2 separate regions of the Mus musculus genome follow, and region 2 is linked to region 1. The links are chromatin loops, found by intact Hi-C in ENCODE. Cell type or tissue: heart. All regions are shown on one strand. Each heading gives the region's core, and the rest is flanking DNA. Links, peaks and the distances in the headings are about the cores only.

The links. A loop is a pair of places that touch in the nucleus more often than their neighbours do. Peaks named below come from ENCODE experiments on the same cell type or tissue, not always from the same donor. Only the 100,000 strongest peaks of a DNase experiment are listed, where the experiment ranks them.
Region 2: it touches region 1 in a loop (3-fold over the local background); 25 of 42 quality-filtered maps call a loop at or near these places.

The regions. Positions count from the first base shown.
Region 1 is chr3:101,810,651-101,815,025 of GRCm38, forward strand. It overlaps Mab21l3 (mab-21-like 3), which reads right to left. Exons shown (of 7, transcript NM_172295.4): 7 at 2,426-4,375. The coding sequence ends at 4,369. Among named protein-coding and RNA genes, the nearest start is that of Gm33381, 15 kb to the right of the region's middle. In heart, for the core only: a CTCF peak has its summit at 2,151 (motif pointing left); a DNase peak (open chromatin) is centred at 2,141; H3K27ac peaks cover 614 bases.
Region 2 is chr3:101,316,557-101,320,931 of GRCm38, forward strand. No RefSeq gene overlaps it. Among named protein-coding and RNA genes, the nearest start is that of Gm32803, 22 kb to the left of the region's middle. In heart, for the core only: a CTCF peak has its summit at 1,751 (motif pointing right); no DNase peak of the experiment used is centred there.

The DNA.
Region 1 (4,375 bases), core at 303-4,302:
TGTAAGAAGCTGAAAACTTGTAATATCATGGGAAATTTAAAAACACTTTGTTCAGTAAATGTTGGAACACTTCAGGAACGCAGAAATACAGAAGTGTTAAGCAGCATGTGACCAGGTGACCTGACATTTATTGAACTTCAAATTTATATTTACATATCTTCTTGGCATGTACATCGAACAATGAGGAAATGCTGACTTAAAAGTTGTCCACCTAGAACGTGGAGAGATTGGGGTCTCTCAGATCTTCTCTGTGGTTAAGAATGTGAACCTAACCAAGCAACCTTCCTTGGCTACTTTTTAATGGCTGTGACAAAGGACCATGACCAAAAGCAACTTATACTTTGGGGCTGTTTACTTTGGGGCTCATGACTAGAGCCCAGCACCTGCTATCATGGTAGGGAGCATGGCAGCAGGCAGGCAGGCATGGCGCTGGAGCAGTAGCTGAGAGCTCACATCCTTAACTGCAAGTAGGAGGCAGAGAAAGACCTAACTGGGAACGGGTGGGCTTCTGGAACCTCAAAGCTCTCCCCAGTGACAGACACCCTTCCTCCTGCTAAGCCACATCTCTTAATCTTTCTCAAACAGTCCTACCAACTGGGGATCAAGTATTCAAACATATAAGCCCAAGGTGGGCATATGTATTTAAACCACCGCACAACTCACTGTGTTTGTCAGGAATAGCATTTTTAAAACTTCAAAACCCATGGGGTCTACTATCCACCATAGGTCTGTTGTTTCTGACTAACACCATTTTCTTAAGTCCTGTTAATTGCCCATTCTGGTGGAAACCACGGGGGTCTCCGCAGCAAACACCTTTTCTATAGTGGCAGTTTAGATCACTTATACTGTTTTCTCTTATAGACCTACCTATATTCTTTTTTTTTTTTTTAAAATCAAACACTCCAGAATTTAATATGAAAAATAAGTTAAAACTTCAAAGCAGCTTACATGTGCTCTATCCCTGAGCTACATCGTTCACCATCCATGGCTTTTTTTTTTTTTAATTGTTATGAAGAGTGTGTTTGGGATGGTGTGGCTATGAGGCGTGGCAGACCATGAGGGAGGAGAAGACACTGATATGACAAATATTTCCACAGAAATCACCCTGTACCAAGGACTAGGTTTCCATATCTATTTGTCCCCTTTATTGATTTCAATGTTCTAGGGAGAATTTTTTTTAAAGACATTTATTTTCTTGAGGGTCTGGAAGTCACAAGTTCAAGGTCAAGGTATGGGCAGGGCTAAATTCTGTGGTCTCTGTAATGAGTCCTTGCTGTCCTCTGGCATCCAGTGGCTCGTCTCTCCCGTTGGCTCATCTCTAGTGTCCCTTCTGTGAACCCTAGTCCCTTTTTGAGGACACCACCCAGACTGGATTAAGGCAACAGCACTTTAACTTCCTCCTCTCTTTAACAGCTTCTTTGTGGGCTATGGGGGGATTAGGGTTTCAGGCAGTGAACTGGGGAGGATATGACTTATGCTCCAGCAGCTGTTTGGGGAGACGGGGAAGTTGGAGACCCAGAGATGCCAAGCAACTGGAGAAGGCCATGAGCTCACCCAGCATTGCAGGTGAGAGGCACACAGTCAGGCTCATCTGAAGGCCTACCATTCCCTGAGCAAGCATAGCCCCGTTATTGGATGTGGGCAGGAGATGGAAAAGGTCCTTTGGAGTTCAGTTCCCAGCACCCATGTGGAGTGGTGTGTAACTGCCTGTGGCTCCGTGCTGGGAATCCAGTGCCCTCTTTCTGGAATCCTCAGGCACCTGCACGCACGTGGCATGCACACACAGAGACACACAAACAGGTCTTTATTATTGTAAAAGTGACGACAGAAACTGACCAAAGCTAAGGAGCGCTGTGATCAGACATTGTTGCACTGCACTGTGCAATCCAGCCTCAAAAACACTGGCGCTGAAGCTGGCCATCTGCGGTGTCCAGGTGGGGCTGCTCGGCAGGCTCTCCTTTCACAGCTCAGCATTGAGCAAAGATTGGAGCTTTAGCTGAGGCGCTAGAAAAGGTCAGCAATTTAGCATCAGGGGAAACCCACCAGTTTGCAGGAAGCTGGGTTGGTTTGCCTTTTAGACTAACAGTCCTGAAAATGAAGGCCCCATAGGGCCTGGCTCTTTTCATTTGTGAGTGCCTGCTGGCCTCTGCTGGCCAGATGTAGGAACAGCCAGGAATCCACAGAACATCCTACAACTTCCACAGTGCACAGCTCTAATGGAAAACACTTGGTCTCACAGGCCTGTGGGTCTTCCTCTCTAAACTTCACACAGTTTTTAAGTAACAGCACGTCCAGCCTCCCTTTTGCATATTGTAATCTTTCAGCTCCATGACTAGAAGGCAAGTCTTGGTGCTTTAACATCGCATTTGCTTTTTTCGTGCTTCCAAGGGGGGGAAAGTCATCTGGTTACATAAGACACATTTTCAACCGTTTAAAACTTTGATTTACTGACTGATAATCTGGGGTTTCTACTATTTTGTTGCAGCACTTTTGAATAAAAATAATATTGATTTTCACCAAATCGGAATCAGAAGTGGTGGTACAGGACTATCATTCCAGCGACTTGGGAAGCAGAGGCAGGAGGATTGCAAGTTAATTCAAAGCTTGCCTGAGTTACAGAGTGAGTTCAAAGCCGTCTTAGGCTTTTGCCTTGGAAATGTCATGGAATGGGGGGGAAGAATGGCTGATGGATAGGGTGAAGGGTTGTGGACTGCGGTCTCCAGCTATAACGTAGTGATGACACTATTGAACGCTCAGAGGCCGTGCTCACTCAAACACAATTGGACTGTCACCATTCTGTCACAGGTGGAGAATGCTAACAAGGCCCCATCTCTCCCTGATGCTTTATAAGCCATTAATGGCACTTTCTTCAGTGGTGTAGCCACTAGAAGGTGCCCATTCTCTGTAACTAGTCCCTTATCCATGTTCCTGGATGAAACCCGTATACAAGTCATTGGTTCACACACATGCGCACACACTCATACACAAAATTTTATACATGCATGAAAATATCACATGAAACCAATCATTATGTATAATTAATATATTCTAATAAAAAACTAATAAAAAAATAGAGCCATCCTGGGTAACTTAGTGAGATCCAGCCTCTAAATAAAAAGCCAATGCAGCTCATTGGCAGGGCGCATGCTCAGAACGTCAGGGGCCTCGGGCTCGTTCCTCCGCACGTGGGGTTTCTTCAGAGCCTCCAAAGCAGTGTTTGTGCTTTTAAGGATATTACTTTGTTAAGCAAATTTGGGAAGAATGTTCAAAATTCATAAAGGATTCCCTGGAGTTGAGAAGCACTAAAAACATGCCAAAGGAAGCCATTCGCTCTTAGAGCACAATCCCCAGACTGTACAGATGTGCGATGCTGTGGGGCTCCGAAGTCTCTGCATGGTGAAGAGCAGGGACCTCAGGATCCCTCCTAACATGACCACCAGAGCCATCATCTGAAATGTGCTTCAGACCACAAAGTCTTTCTTCTTGTTGGAGGTAAATGTTGCACCTTTGATCCCAGGACACAATAGTACCGACTCCACCCCAGCTTCTCACAGCCAGAGCTGCCCACCCATCCCTCCCAGCCTGCCTGAGGTGACCATTCTGGTCTCTCTTAGCTGTCCACACGTTCCCTCAGGATCGTCCTTCTGTGTGTGGTGACAGAATTTACCAATTTACTGTCTGCTTTCTGTCTTCTCCAGTGAGTCTGTCTTGTGCGTCCCTGTATTCTCAGTGCCTAGTGAGTGTTTATGTGTCAGCGAGGGAGTGAAATGATGGAGCTCACATCCAGATGTGAAGGACATGCCAGGCCACAGCACAGAGCTCGCTCCTGAAATGGAAGCAAGTTATAGGCTTGACCGTGGCAGAGGGGGTTGTGACGAGTCAGGCGACAGGTAGAGTTCCAGCTGCGTCCTTCTCTGGAACTTTCCCTGAGACTTATGATGACTCCCCACACTTGAGAGAGGAACGGGACCCACTGGCCTCTGCTTGGAGCTGGGGTGCAGAGAGTTAAAAAGGACACCAGCCACTGGTGGGCTGTCTGTCATGGTATGGGTTCTGGTCTAGCCAGCTGGAGAATTCACCATCTGCAGACTAATGCCTGGCCTGCACTGAGCCCATCTCCTGAGCATGGAGAATCAGTCACTGGGGAAACTGGATGAGAGCCGTCCCCAGGAGAGGTAGGGAAGATGAAATGCTTGTATGACCTGGGGCAGGAGCAGTTTTGTCTCTGGTGAGCTAGCTGACGGCCTGGTTCATTCTCTCTGTCATTGGCAGGCTGTCTCTAGCACAGGATCCTGGCAGCTGACAGAGGAACCACCCCGAGAACAAAGTCAAGCAGGAAGGAATGAAACAAGGGTTCCTTGGGCCAGCTCAGGGC
Region 2 (4,375 bases), core at 249-4,248, 490 kb before region 1:
GGGAATGGGTGAAGTCCCGAGAGACTGAAGTCCCGAAGGAGTGGGTACCGAGTGACCTGGGTTGGCCATGTCAAGGACATGGAATCGACCTAAGAGAAACTGGGGATGTCTTTCCTCCAGGGCAGGTTTGGAAAGGCAAAGCCTTCCTTTACCCAAATATGTGACTCGTGTGTACAAAACCTGGCAACTTCAGCTTCCTCCTCCCTTGTGTTTACAGCCTTGAGACTGCTTGCCTATAGACACCCCCTACCAACCGTAACTAACCCCTCTCCCGTGCTCTAGATAATAAATGTAGTGAGGTTCTGGGTTGTTATAGTAGCTCGTAGACTCACTCTATCAGAGTGTGCACAGCCTACCTGACCTCAGTTTTTCTGTATGCATGTCTGCCATTTCTTCTTCTTCTTCTTCTTCTTCTTCTTCTTCTTCTTCTTCTTCTTCTTCTTCTTCTTCTTCTTCTTCTTCTTCTTTTTTAATATTTTAAAATATATTTTATTCCTTTTTAGACAATTTCATACCTGTCTATATCCTTTTTAAAAGAAGATTTTTATTTTTTATTTTTTGTTTATTAGGTATTTTCTTCATTTACATTTCAAATGCTATCCAAATGCCCTCCCCTCCCCTCCCCACCCCCCTACCCACCCACTCCTACTTCTTGGCCCTGGCATTCCCCTATACTGGGGCATATAAAATTTGCAAGACCAAGGGGCCTCTCTTCCCAATGATGGCCGACTAGGCCATCTTCTGCTACATATGCAGCCAGAGACACGATCTCCAGGGGTACTGGTTAGTTCATATTGTTGTTCCGCCTATAGGACTGCAGGCCCTTTCAGCTCCTTAAGTACTTTCTCTAGCTCCTCCATTGGGGGCCCTGTGATCCATCCAATAGCTGACTGTGAGCATCCACTTCTGTGTTTGCCAGGCACTAGCATAGTCTCACAAGAGACAGATATATCTGGGTCCTTTCAGCAAAATCTTGCTGGCATATGCAATGGTGTCAGCGTTTGGAGGCTGATTATGGGATGGATCCCCGGGTGTGGCAGTCTCTAGATGGTCCATCCTTTCGTCTCAGCTCCAAACTTTGTCTCTGTAACTCCTTCCATGGGTGTTTTGTTCCCAATTCTAAGAAGGATGTCTGCCATTTCTTTAGAGTTTGTCTTTTATCGTTCCTTCTCTACCAGGCAGGGTGCCAGGACTAAGCTGTGCGGGATTTGGTATGTGTGTCTGTGCACCACGTGTGAGTCTAGTGTCCTCAGAGGCCAGAGGAGGGTGTCAGATCCCCTGCAACTGGAGTTACAGACAGTTGTGAGTACCCTTGTGGGTGCTGGGAATTTAATCCAGGTCCTTTCGGATAGCAGCCAGTGCTCTTGGCCACTGAGCCAGCTCTCCAGCTCCTAACCATTATTGACTTATAAGATATTATTTTGAGGGATAGAGAGATGTCTCAGTGGCTAAGAGCAGTTGGTGCTCTGGCAGGGGACTCAGGTTCAGATCCCAGTGCCCACATGGTGACAGCCATCTAGAACAACAGTTCTTAGGAATTTAACACCCTCTTCTGGCAGCCACCAGCCCCAGGAACGTATGTGATGTACATACATGCATATGGCGAAACACTCATACACATAGAACAGAATGAACACGTCTTTTTAAAAAGGTTTCGTGTTTTAATTATGTGTATATGTGGATGTCTGCAACTATGTGTATACGTGGACATCTGCATGTGTGCTTGTACCTGGGTGTAGTACTGACAGGGGCCAGAAGAGGGTGCCAGATCCCCTGGAGCTGGAGGTATGGGCAGTGGTAAACTGTCCCACGTGGGTTCTGGGAACAGAATTTGCATCTCCAAAGTACTAAGTTCTCTTAACCACTGAGCTGTCTCTCTAGCCCTGGAACTGACTGCTATTTGATACCATAGACAACACAGAGGCAGGAGCTGCCCTGGCCTTCCAGGTTCTGGACAGATGAGATTTAGGACAGTAACAGCCAGAGTATTGTTAGAACTTCTGTGTAACCCAGAAAACCCAGTTCCTCTGAAGCTCAGGGCTGGGCATAAAAATTCACCTAAGGAGCCAGTGGAAGCTAGCCAAAAGAGACAACACTTGGCAGAAGAACCCAGAAGAGGTAGGTCTTCCTGGCAGAAGGAAGGGCAGGTGACATGCTGCAGCCTGGTGGGTGGGAAGAACCCAGGCAGTCATCCACAGTGTGAACTCAGGGCAGGAGGGAGTGGCAGAGAGGGCAGAAAGACCTGTGGGGCCTGGGTCATGAACAGACTTGCTTGTTACCCGAACGCCATCCTGAAAGCAGTGGGAACTGAACAAGAGTGGTCCAAGCCAGCCAACTCAGAACATGTGTGCACTTTACAGGGCTCCTTCTGACAGCAGCTTGTAAACTGACCTGGCTTGGAGGTGAGATTAGAGGCCAGGTGAGGCAGGTACATCAACATGCCTGCGGGTGGTTCTGATCCCAAGCCAAACTGCTGCAAGACAGCTCATGCCACACGGGCTAATGCCAGCCATGCGGAGCCTGCACCTTTTACCATTTTCTTCCTTTCTGCATCAGGTAAGGCCTGGGTGTTGTCTGGGTCTGGTTTTCTACACGGTGAGCCCCAGAAGACAGGAACCTGAAGCATCAAATCTTTAGACTGACGGAGCCCTGTGTCCTACCTTCTCTCACCATGCAGAGAGATGTTGCAGTTCTGATGAGCTGTGGCAATACACTGGTCCTTGAGTATGCCTGGAATGGTAAGGTCCAACTGAAACCAATGCAGTTTGGTTCTCCAAACACCAGGTCTCACTCTGTAACATAAGCACTGAGGGGTGGCAGGGTTGTGGACAGTTGGACTGGTTTTAGATGATTGGGGCTGACATTACCTAGTCAGAATGGCTGAGATGCTAGCAGCGGGGTTGTATCTACCTGCCTGAGGGCATCAGTAGATTCCCAGGGTTCTTGTTTTGCTGAACACACTTAGAAGCCCACACTTGTCAGTGTCTATACTCTGAATATATGCTGCCAACAGCAGAACTCAAAAGGCTCATTTCTATCACATCCCTACCTGCGGAACAGTAGCCAGCTGAGGATGAGAAGGAGGCCTCTCAGGATGGGCAAAAATCCTGAGCTGAGCCAGGAGTGAACCTAGGCTTCCAGCACTGAGTCATGAAAGCTGGGAAAGGACTGAGATAGCCCTTCTTCCCAAACCATGCTGAGTCATGAAAGCTGGGAAAGGACTGAGATAGCCCTTCTTCCCAAACCATGCACGCTATGAGAGGCGATTTGCATCCCAGGGGCTAGAGAAGGCCACAGGGAGATCTGTAGTGTAGTGAGAAGGTAGTGTAGTGAGAAGGGCAAACAGGCAGGTGTGAGTGAGGCTGGAAGCCAGGACCAGTGTCATTAGATTTCTCAGGGATGTCCAAGAGCTGGACTCCCTATTGGTGGCAATAGCCACCCAAATGCCAGCCACTCGTTATGAAACCAGTTTATTTCTGCCCCTGATATATATTGGCATCAATGACTCTGTTCCACATATTTTCTCATCCCAGCATCCAGGTTGAAGAGGATATCGCATCCAGGACTTGGCCTCTCGTGGTACCTCTTAAAGCCATTGGTTACCAGGTGAAACAGGCGACCTCCACGCATGCTCCGTTAGCCAAGGCAATTCCTTGGCTAAGCCTGGGTGAGGGGTGAATAGAAACACCCCTCTTCTGGCTACTAAATAGCCAGAGATGGAGAGAGCAGGCCTGTGCCCTTCTTTGAAGCAAGAACACTGTCAGAATCCCTGAAGTATGATCATCTTCTCAAAAACAAACAAAAAAAAAGAAGTTAATTTACTCTAGTATTAGGAATTCTCACTGGCTCCTACTGATCACGGCGTCCTTTTATATAAAGCCCCCTTTAAACAATCCATCCATATGCCCTAGGATTTATGAAGTGGCTGCTCTGAATTTTTGAGAACCCCTGTCCATCTCTCTTCTGCACTCAGAATCTTTTCTTGGGTCTGGCGTGGGTCAGCTCGGCTTGCCATGCTCCCTCGAAGATGATGCAACTCTGTACTCACCTGGCCAAAATCTCTCAACACTCAATAAACGTGACACCCTCTCTGATAAGAGGCTCCTTCCAAACCGTTAGCTGTTTCTTCACAGAAGGTGCTGGGACCTACTGTTTCCTTTGGGAACCACACAGGTAGAAAGCTGGAGAAACTGCCATTTGTACCTGCATCAGGTGGTACTGCACATGTGTGATCCCAGCATCCCAGACACTAGGGCAGAAGAGCCGTGAACTCAAGGACAGCCTGGCCTACACAGGGAGACCCTGTGCCAAAGAAAAGGAGGCAAGGGAGGAGGAGGGGAAGAGGAGAAACCTCAACTGCATCCCTTTTGCTCAC